2 separate regions of the Homo sapiens genome follow, and region 2 is linked to region 1. A link is a loop called in an ENCODE intact Hi-C map of the cell type or tissue named here. Cell type or tissue: HepG2. All regions are shown on one strand. Links, peaks and the distances in the headings refer to the core of each region. The heading gives the core; the rest is flanking DNA.

Region 1 (7,474 bases), core at 1,525-6,524:
AGCCTGGCCAACATGGTGAAACCCCATCTCTACTAAAAATACAAAAATTAGCCAGGCGTGGTGGCATGTGCCTGTAATCCCAGCTACTAGGGAGGCTGAGGCAGGAGAATCGCTTGAATCCGGGAAATGGAGGTTGCAGTGAGCTGAGATCGTGCCCTTGCACTCCAGCCTGGGCGATACAGTGAGACTCCATCTCAAAAAACAAAAAAGGAAAAAAGGAGACGGGGTTGATAGTTGCACAAGATGACATATTATGTATTTAATACCACTGAACTGCACACTTAAAATCGCTTACATAATAAGTTTTATGTTACATGTATTTTACTACAATAAAATGTAAGAAAACATTTTAAATGGTCCTTTTTTTTTTTTTTTTTTTTTTGAGACGGAGTCTCGCTCTGTTGCTCAGGCTGGAGTGCAGAGGTGGGATCTTGACTCACTGCAAGCTCCGCCTCCCGGGTTCACGCCATTCTCCTGCCTCAGCCTCCTGGAGTGCAGAGGTGCGATCTCGGCTCACTGCGAGCTCCGCCTGTTCCTCAAGTCTCCGAGTCTATTCCTTGGGTTTGGACGGGTGAATGTATGTTTCTCAAATAAAATCACTGAAAATGAGAGGTAAGCGACGGCAAGGCTGTGGGGAAACCGCGCCCCCTGTACTGCTCATGGGAATGTAAAGAGCAGCCACCTCGGAAACCCATTTGGAGGTTCCTCTGACTGTTACTCAGAGTCACCCCATGACCTCAACCACCTAAAATTAGGGGTTTTTAGCAGGGAAGAAATGCATCTGTGTGTGAGAAAATGGGAATTAGGGAGGGTAAGGAAGAGCTGGTCAATGGGAGCAGGTGGCCAGCTGGGCAATCATGAAGGGTGAGGTGTCTCTCATCTCATTGTCCAGATGCTGTGATCTGGTGGATTTCAGCTTCTTGGTGCGATCTGGAGGCCCAGTGGTTGGTTTCCTGAGAAAGGAACTCAGATAGGACAAATGTAACTTTCTCAAGTTCTAAGATTCAGAGGGCCAATTTCTAGGTTTATTTAAAAGAAACCATAAACATCACTTCTATGGGACAATTGGGCCAGTTTCAATATTCATAAAATGGAACCAATTATGGAAAGAGGCTGCAACACAGATGAATGAACCTTGAGAACATGAGGCTAGGCGAAGGACAAATATTGCAATATTCCACTTACACAAGGTCTTCACAGGAGGCAAGTTCAGAGACAGAGAGAAGAGAGGTTAACCAGGAGTGGGTGCATGGGGGGAATGGGGAGTTACTGCTTAAATGCATGCTTTTTTTTTTTTTTTTTTTTTTTTTGAGACAGAGTCTTGCTCTGTTTCCCAGACTGGAGCGCAGTGACGTGATCTTGGCTCACTGCAAGCTCCGCCTCCCTGGTTCACACCATTCTCCTGCCTCAGCCTACCGAGTAGCTGGGACTACAGGCGCCCACCACCACACGCGGCTAATTTTTTGTATTTTTAGTAGAGATGGGGTTTCACCATGTTAGCCAGGATGGTCTCGATCTCCTGACCTCGTGATCCGCCCACCTCGGCCTTCCAAAGTGCTGGGATTACAGGAGTGAGCCACCGCGCCCGGCCTCGTGCTTTCTTTTTGGGAAGAAAAAATTTGGAAATAGACCACCATGATGGTTACGTAAGTTCAATGCCACTGAATTGTTCAGCTAAAAATGGTTTAAATGGTAGGTTTTATGTTATGTATATTTTTCCATCATTTAAAATATTAAAATTTAAAAGTACTTTAAAAGAAAAAGTAAAGGGTACAAAGATTTAAACACAGAATTACCATAGGACCTCCTGATTTGAACCGTAGGTTTATACCCTAAAGAACTGAAAATAGGAACTCAATGTTCCTCGTGGCACCCTCAGAGAAGGCAGAGTGGAAACCACCCACGCGTCCATCCAGAGAGAAAGGGACAAGCGAAATCAGTCTCCATGCTGTTACTGCTGCAGGTTCTTACCTTGCCAAGCAACAGAAACCGACAAGAGGCCCGACAAACTTCTCCCAGATAACGTCTATTAAGGCCGGCGTGGTGCTCATGCCTGTAATCCCAGCACTTTGGGAGGCCAACGCGGGCGGATCACCTGAGGTCAGGAGTTCGAGACCAGCTTGGGCAACATGGTGAAACCCCATCTCTACCAAAAAAAAAAAAAAAAAAAATTTGCAGGATGTGGTGGCGGGCACCTGTAGTCCCGGCTACTAGGGAGGCTGAGGCGGGAGAATTGCCTGAACCCGAGAGGCGGAGTTTGCAGTGAGCCTGGGCAAAAGAGCGAGGCTCCATCACACACATACAAAGTTTATTAAGACTGGCGCCCGGGAAGGAGGCTCTCGGGCTCCCGAAGACGGGTCCTGCGTGGCTTCCCAGGAGGGTACTGCTGTCAGCGAGCGTCAGCGCAGGTGCAGGCGGTGCTGGCTGCGCAGGCGCACTAGAAAGGATGCCGACACGTGCAGTGCGCGCGCGGAAGACACCGGCGAGTTCCGCCCTGGGTGCAGATTTCCGCATTAGGAGACGGCGCAGGCTGCGGCCGGCACCTCCCGGCCCCGCGCATGCGTCCAGACTCTGCTCATCTCCACTTTCTCACGGCACCTGCGAGGTCTCCGTGGGGCTGGCGCCAGTGAAGGGGTGGGCGGGAAATAATCAGAGGGGGTGGCCCAGGTCCTATCTCAGCGCAGTCTCCATACCAGGGAATATTATTCACTCCTGAAAAGGAACACGGGCCTGATCCCCGCTCCACCGCGGACGAACCTTTAAGACGCGATTCTAAGCGAAAGGCGCCGGAACACAGAAGCCACAGCACGTAGGGCTCCATGGAACGGAGGTCAGAACAGGCTGCTCCGCGGAGCAGGGCGGGGGCTGCAGGGCCCGGGAGGGGCGCGGAGAGCGGCCGCCGACGGGCCGGGCTCTGCGCGGGTAGAAGCTGTTCCGGAGCTCGAGAAGGTGCTGGTCCCGCAACACTGTGGGGGGGCCCCGCTGAGCTGAGCCTTGCGACCCGGTTTATGTGACGTGAGTTCCACCTCAATCTAAGTGTGAGGAAGCGAACAGCGTTCTTAAACTCAGAAACGTGCCCATTCGAATTGTTAACGCGAGCGCAGAGCCCACTGACAAAGCAAAATAAGACAAACCGGGAGTCAGAAAACTCAGCGACCCACAGGATCCACCGTGATGTTTCTCACAAATGTTACCGCGAAAACAGTCGGACTTGAAAATAAACGCGACCTACCTGGTTCTCGGAAGGGGAGAAGGATCCGAGCGAAAGGCGTCAGTTCTCCCTCGCTCGCCCCGTAGACGCCGCGCAGGCCCCGAGCTCCCGAGCGGCGGTTTCAGAACCCGCGGGTCACCCGGGAGCTCCTCCCGCAGTACCAGCCGAAAGCTCCCAGTGCCGAGGAGGGCGGGCAGCTGCCCTCCCCGACCTCGCCCCGCCCGCGCGGACGCCCCCGGCCCCACGCGGGGACCACCCCGGGACTCCCGCCGGACCCCGCGCGCCCGCGGCCAACCTGCGTGCACCTGCGCCCCGCGCCACGCCCCCGGCGCCCCACGTTTAGCCCTCACTGGGTCCCGCTTCTTAGTGGCTCTAAGCCCCGCCCCCTCGCTGGTCACCGCAAGCTCCGCCCCTCGAGGCCCCGCCCCTGCAAGGCCCGCCCCTTCACGACTCAGGCCCCGCCCACCACGGCCAGCCCGGGTCTAGGCCCCGCCCCGACACGACTCAGGCCCCGCCCCCGGCCAGCTTCGCTCCTCGCGCGCCCCGCCCAGCAATCCTCGCTGAACCCGGCGCGGTTTCCCCAGCGCTGCTCCACGCCGCAGTCCAGCGCCTGGAGTCCGCGCGCCCCGAGCCCCTGCCCGCTCATGCGCAGCTGGGTCACCCAGGTGCACCCACTTCCTTGCTGTCCCGCCGCCCTCCCTGCCCCCACCCCGCCTAGGCCCTGGGTGTCCCTTCTCCATCCTCCCTGGCGCCTCTGCCTCAGGCCACCTGGCCGTCCTCCTGGGCTCCCCGCTCGGGGGCGGCCCCTGGTCCGACGGTGCCGCAGACGCGCGCGCACAGGCCAGTCCCGCGGAGAGGCTGCTCTCAGGGGCTAGGCGGGGGGCTGAGTCAGAGGCTGGGGCCTGCCAGGAGCGGGGCGGCCTGGGGCGCAGCAGCATTGGAGCTGAAGGCGAGGGCGGCCCGCGCCGGTTGGGGAGCAGGGCCTAGAATTTACTTCACGACTACCAGCGTGGAAACTGCAGAGGGGCTGCCACATCGCTGCCAGGGCCTGCCCTGGGGCCTTGGATCCCGCCGGCTTCTCTCTCCACCCGCCTCTGTCCCACGTCTCCACCTGCCGTCCTGTTTGGTGCTTGGATCCACTAATGCCCAGTCAGCTTTCACGAAACGTCGGATGTATTTATTTTTTTTAATATCTGGGGTACACGTGCAGGATGTGCAGGCTTGTTGCATAGGTAAACGTGTGCCATGGTGGTTTGCTGCACCTATCAACCCGTCACGTAGGTATGAAGCCGGACATGCATTAGCTATTTTTCTTAATGCCCTCCTGCCCCCGCCCTCCCCCAACAGGCCCGAGTGTGCTTTGTTCCCCTCCCTGTGTCCATGTGCTCATGTTGTTCAGCTCCCACTTATAAGTGAGAACATGCCGTGTTTACTTTCCTGTTCCTGCGTTAGTTTGCTGAGGATAATGGCTTGCAGCTCCACCCATGTGCCTGCAAAGGACATGATCTCGCTTCTTTTTTATGGCTGCATAGTATTCCATGGTGTATATGTACATGTAACACATTTTCTTTATCCAGTCTATCATGATGGACCCTGGGGTCAATTCCATGTCTTTGCTATTGTGAATAGTGCTGCAATGATCAAATCACAAAAAGCAATTGCAACAAAAGCAAAAAATGACCAATAGGATCTCATTAAACTAAAGATCTAATTAAACTTTTGCACAGCAAAAGAAACTATCATCAGAGCTAACCAGAGACCTACAGAATGGGAGAAAATTTGTGCAGTCTATACATCTGAAAAAGGTCTAATATCCAGAATCTACAAGGAACTTACAAATTTACAAAAAAAAATTTTTTAAGTGGGCAAAGGACGTGAACAGACACTCCTCAAAAGAAGACATACATGCAGCCAATAAACCTATGAAAAAAAGTTCAACATCACTGATCATTAGAGAAATGCAAATCAAATCCACAGTGAGATACCATCTCACGCCAGTCAGAATGGCAATTTTTCAAATGCCAAGAAACAGGCCAGGCATGGTGGCTCATGCCTGTAATCCTAGCACTTTGGGAAGCCAAGGCGGGTGGATCACCTGAGGTCAGGAGTTTGAGACCAGCCTGGCCAACATGGCGAAACCCCATCTCTACTAAAAATACAAAAGTTAGCCGGGCGTGGTGGCAGGTGCCTGAAATTCCAGCTACTCGGGACCCCACTGAAGCAGTAGAATTGCTTGAACCTGGGAGGCTGAGGCTGCAGTGATCCAAGATGGCATCATGCACTCCAGCCTGGGCGACAGAGCCAAGACTCCGTCTCAAAAAAAAAAAAAAAAAAGTCAAGAAACAACAGATGGGCTGGGCGCAGTGGCTCACGCCTGTAATCCCAGCACTTTGGGAGGCAGAAGAGGGCAGATCACTTGAGGTCAGGGGCTCAAGACCAACCTGGCCAACATGGTGAAACCCCGTCTCTATCAAAAACACAAAAAAATTAGCCGGGCATGGTGGCGCATGCCAGTAATCCCAGCTCCTTGGGAGGCTGAGGCGGGAGAATCGCTTGAACCCGGGAAGCAGAGGTTGCAGTGAGCCGAGATCGCATCACTGCACTCCAGCCTGGCGACAGAGTGAGACTGTCTCAAAACAAAAGAAAAAAAAAAAAGAAGCAAAGTAACAACATAGGCTGGCAAGGTTGTGGAGAAAAAGGAACACTTTTACACTGTTGGTGGGAGTGTAAATTAGTTCAACCATAGTGGCAGACAGTGTGGCGATTACTTAAAGATTTAGAATCAGAAGTGCCATCTGACCCAGCAATCCCATTACTGGGTATATACCCAAAGGAATGTAAATCATCCTATTATAAAGATACATACACACATATGTTCAAAACGTTAGATTTTAAAGTAAAAACTCAGGGATAGCACGGCCCCCAGCAGTAGATTAAGCTGGATAAAAAGAGCCAGGAACTGGAAAGGGCATGGGGAGGCGCAGAGCTGAGGCCAAGGGTCAAGCACCTCGCCGGGAAATGCCACTGAGCACAGTTCTCCAGCCGCTGCCCAAGTCCCTCTTGAAATGGGCAGGACAGGGAGGGTGCGGCCGCAGGTGCTGGGGTTCATTTCTTAGGCCTGCGTCATGGCTATGGCCCTTAGCTGGGTGGTGTGTGGGCTGTGTCTATGACACCACCGAGGACGTGGGTATCCCTGGGGTCCCTTAGAATAGGAGGTGGATCCTGTGGCACTTTGGTGAAGCCAGCGGTGGTCCCATCTGGCCCTTTGCTCCGACCCTCACGGGTGCCCATACATGTCTGCCAGCCGGGCGAAGCTACCTAAATCTTTTTTTTTTGAGACTGAGTCTCGCCCAGGCTGGAGTGCAATGGCGGGGTCACTGCAACCTCTGTCTCCCAGGTTCAAGTAATTCTCCCGCCTCAGCTTCCCGAGTAGCTGGATTACAGGCATGCACCACCACGCCCGGTTAATTTTTGCATTTTTAGTAGAGACAGGATTTCACCATGTTGGCCAGGCTGGTCTCCAACTCCTGACCTCGTGATCCGCCTGCCTTGGCCTCCCGAAGTGCTGAGGAGTGAGCTGCGGTGCCCGGCCTTGTTTGTTTAAAGAAGTCCTCCTCTGTCGCCCAGGCTGGAGTGCAATGGCCTGATCTCAGCTCACTGCAACCTTCGCCTCCCAGGTTCAAGATTCTCATGCCTCAGCCTCCCAAGTAGCTGGGATTACAGGCACGTGCCATCAGGCCTATCTAATTTTTTTTCTGTGTTTTTAGTAGAGATGGAGTTTCACCACGTTGCCCAGGCTAGTCTTGAACTCCTGTCCCTCAGGTGATCTGCTCACCTCGACCTCTCAAAGCGCTGAAATTACAGGCATGAGCCACCGTGCCCAGACAAACATTCTTCTAAATCTAATAACCTGATTTGTCTCCTCTTGCCTTCAGGTCATCAATCTCCAGGTGGTCCTCAGTGAGAGATAGGTCCTCTCAATATTCAAGAGCCACCCTTCTACAGGGGACCCCTGGACTGCCCATCAGGGGGACAGGACAGAGGCACAATCCTGCCCGTCTCCCTGGATACCGCTCCCTGGCTGGCCACCACTTTCACTAACCCATGGAGCCAACCGTGCCCTGACAGCAAGAGGCCAATACTCACAGAACCACCACCGCTGCCCCTCTGTCAGCAGACAGCAGTTACAGAAGACTGACCTTTGTCCATTTCCCTCAAGAACTGGGGTCTTGGCCTCCTGCGGGGGGAAATGTTAGTGTGGGT
Region 2 (7,185 bases), core at 1,192-6,191, 150 kb before region 1:
ACGGTTTTGCCCTTTCCTGGATGTCAGAGTCGGAACCGTACAGCGTGTAGTCCTTGGAGACGGGCTGCTTTCACTCAGCAGCATGCGTCTATGGTCCTTTTTTGTCTTTTCAGGGCCTGGTAATATTCTGTTGTCTGGATGGACGCCGGGTGTTTAATCCACTCACCTATGAGTGTCTTGGGTCACTTGTAGTTGTCTCTCTGGGCTTCTCTTACGGATAAATGAAGAATAAACAAAGCCAGCCACTGGCCCCTGAACTCGGTTCTGCCTCTGACTTGTCTTGATGAGGAGGTGTCCTTGCGTGGACTCGTGCTGTGTCATCATGCTCCTGCTCCGTGTTCGGAGCCACCTGGGCTGTGACAGGAGGTCAGTGTTCAGGGATGATGCAGTTTCTGTTGAGGCAACACTGAAAATGCCTTGCTTGGAAACTGCGTCTCACAGAGCATGGAGCTTGTTAACAATTTTAAAAAACTGATGATGCTGATGGGAGAGAGGGATGATGGGAGTCTGTCTGGGGTCTTTGAGGCCTTGTCCAGAGACTGCCCCAGGATCCTGGGTGGCTGTGCACAGCCAGCTGAGCCATGTGCCTGCCACTGCATCTGTACTCCTGGGCCAGAAAGCACCTTTGCTTAGCCCACCTGATTTTTCTGTCAGAGACTAGACGAGTAATTTCTAACCTGGGCTTGAGACACTAACAGTGTATTGGGATTTTTTTTTTTGGACACACAATCTCTCTCTGTCACTGAGGCTGGAGTGCAGTGGCACAGTCATATAGCTCACTGCAGCCTCAACCTCCCGGGCTCAAACCTTCCTCCTGCCTCAGCCCCCTGAGTATCTGAAACCACAGGCAGGTGCCAACACACCCAGCTATTTTTGTTTTTTTATTGTTTTGTTAAAAAAAAATTTTTTTTAAGAGATGGGGTCTCCCTGTGTTGCCCAGGCTGGTCTCACACTCCTGGGCTCAAGCAGTCCTCATGTCAGCCTTCCAGAGTGCTGAGGTTACAGGTAATCTTCAGCTGTTTCACAGTGTCCCTCTTGTCAGCCTCCCAGAGTGCTGAGATCACAGGTAATCTTCATCTGTTTCACAGCGTCCCTCATGTCAGCCTCCTAGAGTGCTGAGGTCACAGGTAGTCTTCAGCTGTTTCACAGTGTCCCTCATGTCAGCCTCCCAGAGTGCTGAGGTCACAGGTAATCTTCACCTGTTTCACAGTGTCCCTCATGTCAGCCTCCCAGAGTGCTGAGGTCACAGGTAATCTTCAGCTGTTTCACAGTGTCCCTCATGTCAGCCTCCCAGAGTGCTGAGGTCACAGGTAGTCTTCAGCTGTTTCACAGTGTCCCTCTTGTCAGCCTCCCAGAGCGCTGAGGTTACAGGTAATCTTCAGCTGTTTCACAGCGTCACCAGATTCTCCAAACACAATTTAATTTTATTCACATAGACAGTGCTACATTGTCACTGGTGACAGGCGCTTTGTGGTTGTTTTTGGTGGGTGAATATTGCACCGATTCAACAACAGGAGATCAGTGTCTGAGGGTCCTGTGTTGCCACCCGAGGCACCTGCTTTGACCAGGGATGGAGAGTCCCATGCCCAGGACGAAGGTTTGTGTGCTGGTGGTGAGCTAGCTGGGAGACGTGGCACGGGCCGCTTGTCCCTGGCCACCGCCTGCTGCCAAGGGCTCCACTCCAGTCCCTTGCCTGTCAATCAGAAGATGCTCAGAGGAGAGGCTTCTGCATCATCTTCATCTTGACATTCCAAGAGCAGTACCGGGTCAGCATCCACAAAAGCACACTGTAAAACTGGGAACTGTGTCTTACCCTTCCTGAGTGAAAAGGGAAAGTTTATGCCTCAGCCTGAGGCAGGTGGGCCCCTTGCCATGCACACCTTTGTCCTGCAGCCAGGGATCCACTTGGCTGGGCTCAACCCTTCCCCGTCAGGGACGACTGCACAGAAAGGAGCGCGGATAGCAGCAAGGCCCGCCACGGGGAAGGCCTGCTTCCTGTGGGTCCCCCTGTGTGGCTGGCAGGGAGTGGTACGGCGCTGGGAGTCCAGAATCACTGAGGACACGGAAAGCTTCAGCTTCTTTGAGAAAACTCAGATTTTGTAAATGCGCATCCAGTTGACAGCACTTACGGTGGAATCCGTGGAGTTGGACTTGTGAGAGGCCTTGCCCTGAGGGGGTTCTTGGCTGGTGTCTGTCCTGGAGGTGGATGCCTTGATGGCTGTGTCTCCCGTGCTCCCCTCACCCAGGTCCTCATCCTCAGGACTGTGAGACGCCGTTGGACGTGGAGGAGCCTGAGGAGCTCTGGCTCTGTGGGTATGTCTGCTGGCATTTGCCAGTTGAAACCTGAAGGATTGGAAAATGTCTGTATACCAATTCCAATTAACAACAGGAATAATAAGCCCATTGCATATAAGCAGCACATTCTTTAAAAAAAAAAAAATCCTGTATTTTCCAGTATAAAAAATTAGTGATCTGGTCAAGTCCCCTGGCTCATGCCTATAATCCCACCAGTGCTCTGGGAAACCGAGGCAGCTGGATCACCTGAGGTCAGGAGTTTGAGACCAGCCTGACCAACATGGTGAAACCCCGTCTTTACTAAAAATATAAAAATTAGCCGGGTGTGGTGGTGGACACCTGTAGTCCCAGCTACTCGGGAGGCTGAGGCAGGAGAACGGCGTGAACCTGGGAGGCGGAGGTTGCAGTGAGCCAAGATGGCGCCATTGCACTCCAGCCTGGGCGACAGAGTAAAACTCCGTCCCAAAAACAACAGCAACAACAACAAATAGCAATTAGAGGAGCATTTCCTTAAAATTGTACAAACCCCATTAATGTGTGGCTTCATAGAAGACAGCAGGGTTCTCCTCGCTGTTCCTGCATCAGTCTGTGGTAAATATGTTGTTCTAGTTGAAGTATACAAAAAAAAAATCTAGTGGGAAAATGGAAGCATATTTTTAATAAATAGCTTTTTGATATAATTATGGAGATTTTCATTGATACGACACCAAAACCCAGCAGGTGTTTGTGCTGTGAGCGTTTCCAGCAGCAGGGGAGTCTCAGGGCTTCCCTTTGGTCTCTCTTGCGGCGAGTGCGGCTCCGTCGCGTGTGTGTGGGAGTGTGCCTGTGTGTCCACATCTGGAGGTGACCCAGGTCAGCACACAGTGTGCACCCAAGGGCCGATTGGGTGCCCGGGACTCGTGTGCATCTCCCGACGTGGATCCACTTGATTTTACTACATCAGAAAGCAGCACCTGTCTCTTCCAGGGAGACTTTTAGTTCTTCAGAAGCTGTCTGCTCTTGGAGTTTTCCAAAATTCTTATCTTTGAAAGCTTGAATTTTCACATTGACAACAAGTTGTTGAGGTGTTCTGGCTGAACTTGCAGCTGTCTTTCCTTCATTTTTTAGAAATGATCTGCCAGTACTCATGTCCGAACAACCAGAGTTTGCATGTCGGTCGGTCATTCTTTGACTGAAGATTGGTGCTTCCTGTCCAGAGGCCGCTGTGTCTGGTGTGCGGCAGCAGTGCTTTGTGCATACTTGTTTTGTCATGAAGGATATGCACAAGATGAATGCTGCGTGCTCGGGACGTAGTGCGTTGAAACAGTCTTGCCGCACCACCCCAGCAGTCCTCCAGTGAACTGGCTCATCAGTGCGGTGTCACCCAGCTGAGAAGGCATTGTTATTAAGCAGGTAGTTTTACACCTGGGAAGCAAGTGTACCAAGCTATTCAGTCTGTGTGCTGGGTGAGAAAATGTTGTTGAATGAATCAGGTCAGTCTGTGTGCTTATTGACAACTTTTCAAACATTTCACACCCTTAGAAGAGTCTGTATCACTTACCTCCCCTGATACCTATGCTTGCAAATGTGTGTGCAGTTTCAGAGGGTTCCAATGTGATGGCCCATTGGTCCCCTCCTGGGATTCTCATGGACAAGTAAGATTCGGTTCCCCGTTCGGGTGGGTCTGTGCGTCTGTTCCTGGGCGCATGCTCACAGAAGCAGCACGTGTCCCAGCCGTGGGCTGGCATCCCAGCGCTGTCTCCTCTCTTTGATCTTTGCATGCCAGTAGCAAGCGGACCATGTCCCCGCAGTGCAGGACTGGGCTCTTATGTAACAGCTTGCCGTCAGGGTTCCTTCCACACCGACGCTGCTCCCAGGATTACGGAGCTGGAAAGAGTCCAGCCCATTCCTCTGGCAGTACGCAGCCCTTCCCTGGGGCTCAGCCAGTTTACTTGGCTTGCATAATTCTTTCTGTTAAGACGCTGCCTTAAAATTGACCAAGCCTCTAACTTTTTAGACCAGGAGTCTCTTGGATCGTTTGAGTGGTGGTGTTGCCTGTTCTTGGCCCTCTTTCATCTTGTCCTGTGCTTCAGCCTGGTCACTTGGTTTAATAATTTGTCTTTGTTTTTCCAAATCCTGCAGAACTTTTAAGATGATCTGGATTGCAGTGACTTAAAATCATACCGTGATGTATTTGCTGGTTTGGAGATCTTTTTAACAGGGGGTTCTCTCATCAGCTCTAAGTAGCCTTGGAAAAACTGTCGCCTCTGAATTGGCTGCAAACAAAGCTTTAGGCTTTCCAACAGTGCTACAGCCAACCTGCCTTAATTGGAAATGAGGAGTCTGGACGTTTGAAAAATAACTCAATAACCTCATGTGTGTAACTCTCGGGGCCATATATTATGGAGATGGCTGTGTGTAATTTTACAGCATCCTTGATGGAGCCTTTGTCATAAAACACGACTCCTGTATATGAAAGCAGTCTTCGCAGGTTTTATTGAGACGAGGAGTGGAAAATACACTCGTTTTTCCACAAAAGGTTGTTTGTTTTTTTTTTTTTGGAGACAGAGTTTTGCTTTTGTCGCCCAGGCTGGAGTGCAGTGGTGCGATACTGGCTCACTGCAACCTCCGCCTCCTGGGTTCAAGCGATTCTCCTGCCTCAGCCTCCCGAGTAGCTGGGATTACAGGTGCCTGCCACCACGCACAGCTAATTTTTGTATTTTAATAGAGACAGGGTTTCACCATGTTGGCCAGTCTGGTCTTGAACTCCCGACCTCAGGTGATCTGCCCGCCTTGGCCTCCCAAAGTGCTGGGATTACGGGCGGGAGCCACTGTGCCTGGCCCACGAGCTGTTTTTCTGATGAGAAGTTTCCTGATGAGTGAGAGCAGTGTGGCAGGTGTGGAGGAGAGGCGGACGGCTGCTTTCCAGGGACATGGGAGACCACTGTGGAACTGCAGTCCCAGAACGTGCCCATGTCGTGGAGGGAAGCAGGTCAGAGGCTCCTGCCACCTGCCCGTTGACCTCAGGAGGACATTGTGCTTGCAGCAGCTGAGTGGCCTGGGAAGCCTGCCTGGAACCTGGGACTGTGATGGGTGGAGTCTCCAGGAGGGCTAGGGAGGCGGGGAGGAGCACCCTGTGAGCTGCAGGCACCGCTGTGTTGCAGTCAGCAAACACTGGGGTCTGGGAACCCACTTTCATGTTTGGCACCTAGTGGTTTGAGCTTCACTTATTCGTAGCCCTCACAAGTAAACTAGTCTCTATTACAAGCACTTTCTTCGTGACTTTTTGGCTTTTGTTTTTTGACACATTTTCCTCATGCAGATCAGCATGATTATTCCCACTGTCTGACATGTCTCCTCCTATTCATTAAATACTTAGAGCCTGTTTCATGCGAGATGCCATGCAGAGCTCTGCCAGATTCCAGAATGAAGGGCAATAGGCCCAGCTGGGATAGTTCCTGCATGTTTCCATCGGCCCGGCTGCTTCCCCTTCTAACCCTTACAAATCCTCTGAGGTGGACGTGATTACTCCACCTAAGAGGAAACTAGGCCGGGCGCAGTGGCTTCCTCCTGTAATCCCACCACTTTGGGAGGCTGAGGCGGGCAAATCACTCTGAGGTCGGGAGTTCGAGACCAGCCTGGGCAACATGGTGAAACCCCGTCTCTATTTATTAAAAATACAAAAAAAAAAAAAAAAAAGCAGCTGGATATGGTGGCACACGCCTGTAATCCCAGCTACATGGGGGACTGAGGTGGGAGAATTGCTTGAACTCAGGAGGCAGAGGTTGCAGTGAGCCAATATTGCGCCACTGTACTCCACCTGCCTGAGTGGTCTCGCACTACAGAGCAAGCCTCCGTCTCAAAAAAAAAAAAAATAAAAATAAAAAAAGTAAAAAAAAGAGGAAACTAAAGTTTAATGTGTACAGTGGACTCTCTTGGTCCCAGGGTGGGAGCCATGTCACCTGTGGGAACAGGTGAATGAGGCTGGCGTCGTGCTCTCAAGGTATTTATGATGTAGCAAGAAGGTGCCAGGTCCTGAGGGAGACTTCCAGAGGCTCCTGTGAGAGAAGGTATGCAGGTGAAGAAGAGGGAGGGAGACCGTGTTTCCTGGGGACTGGGCTTGCCGGAGGCTCCACTGAGGGTTAGCATTTGCATAGGCCTTGAATAAGAAGTAGAATGTGAAGAAATAGGCTGGAGTTTAGAAAAGGAATTTTTGGGGAAACAGAAAGGGCCTTGGTGACTGTAGATCACTCACTCATTTCAGATGCAGGCAGGTCCCAAGGTGGTGATTAGACACAAGTTCACTCTCAAAGGTGCTTTCTTATGTAGTTGATGGAGTCGGTTAAATGTATTCCCAGTTTTCTTTTTTCCTAACCTAGTGTTTAGAGAAAAGCAGCCTTGGGGGACTTCCTATCCACGAGTTTGCTTAAGTGCAGGTTCTGGGTGTGCCGGACATCCTAGATACCGTTGTCTGTGAACTCAACCATGTTGATTGGGTCTGCTCTTGTAGGCTGACATCCGAAGTGCATTACAGATGCTGAGTTGATCGTTAACTTCTGTAGCTGGGATCTGAGGGACAACCAAGACAGGTCTGCTTCAACACATCACGACCATGTTCTTGAACTGCATGGACCCTGGAGCATCTCAGCGTGGCATCACAGTGCTGCTCATGGAAAACATGAACTGGCAGACCCATTGAGACATTTTCAAAACATAAACATTGTTTTTCTTATTTCCATCGTTTACCCATTGTAGAAAATGTAAGAAAACATGAAAAGGGTGAAAATCTAACTTAAACTCCCTTATACAGGTAATGAATTTTAGCTTCTTGTGATCCTTCAGGAATGGGCCATCAGTGTGTTTGAAATGCTTGCTCCCTGGTGCCGTAAAGAAATAGCACTTGAACGTAAA

Evidence for each region. Peaks named below come from ENCODE experiments on the same cell type or tissue, not always from the same donor. Only the 100,000 strongest peaks of a DNase experiment are listed, where the experiment ranks them.
Region 2: it touches region 1 in a loop (19-fold over the local background); 2 of 110 quality-filtered maps call a loop at or near these places.

The regions. Positions count from the first base shown.
Region 1 is chr16:89,243,761-89,251,234 of GRCh38, reverse strand. It overlaps LOC124903766, which reads right to left and starts at 3,857. Exons shown (of 3, transcript XM_047435040.1): 1 at 3,773-3,857; 2 at 3,233-3,638; 3 at 2,292-3,110. The coding sequence starts at 3,857. The coding sequence ends at 2,576. RefSeq lists a silencer at 3,330-4,079. In HepG2, for the core only: a CTCF peak has its summit at 4,334; DNase peaks (open chromatin) are centred at 3,784 and 4,594; H3K4me3 peaks cover 1,991 bases.
Region 2 is chr16:89,392,279-89,399,463 of GRCh38, reverse strand. All of the region lies in intron 2 of ANKRD11 (ankyrin repeat domain containing 11), which reads left to right. All of the region lies in intron 1 of LOC128462377, which reads left to right. Among named protein-coding and RNA genes, the nearest start is that of ANKRD11, 95 kb to the left of the region's middle. RefSeq lists an enhancer at 3,592-4,530. In HepG2, for the core only: no CTCF peak of the experiment used is centred there; DNase peaks (open chromatin) are centred at 4,083 and 5,383.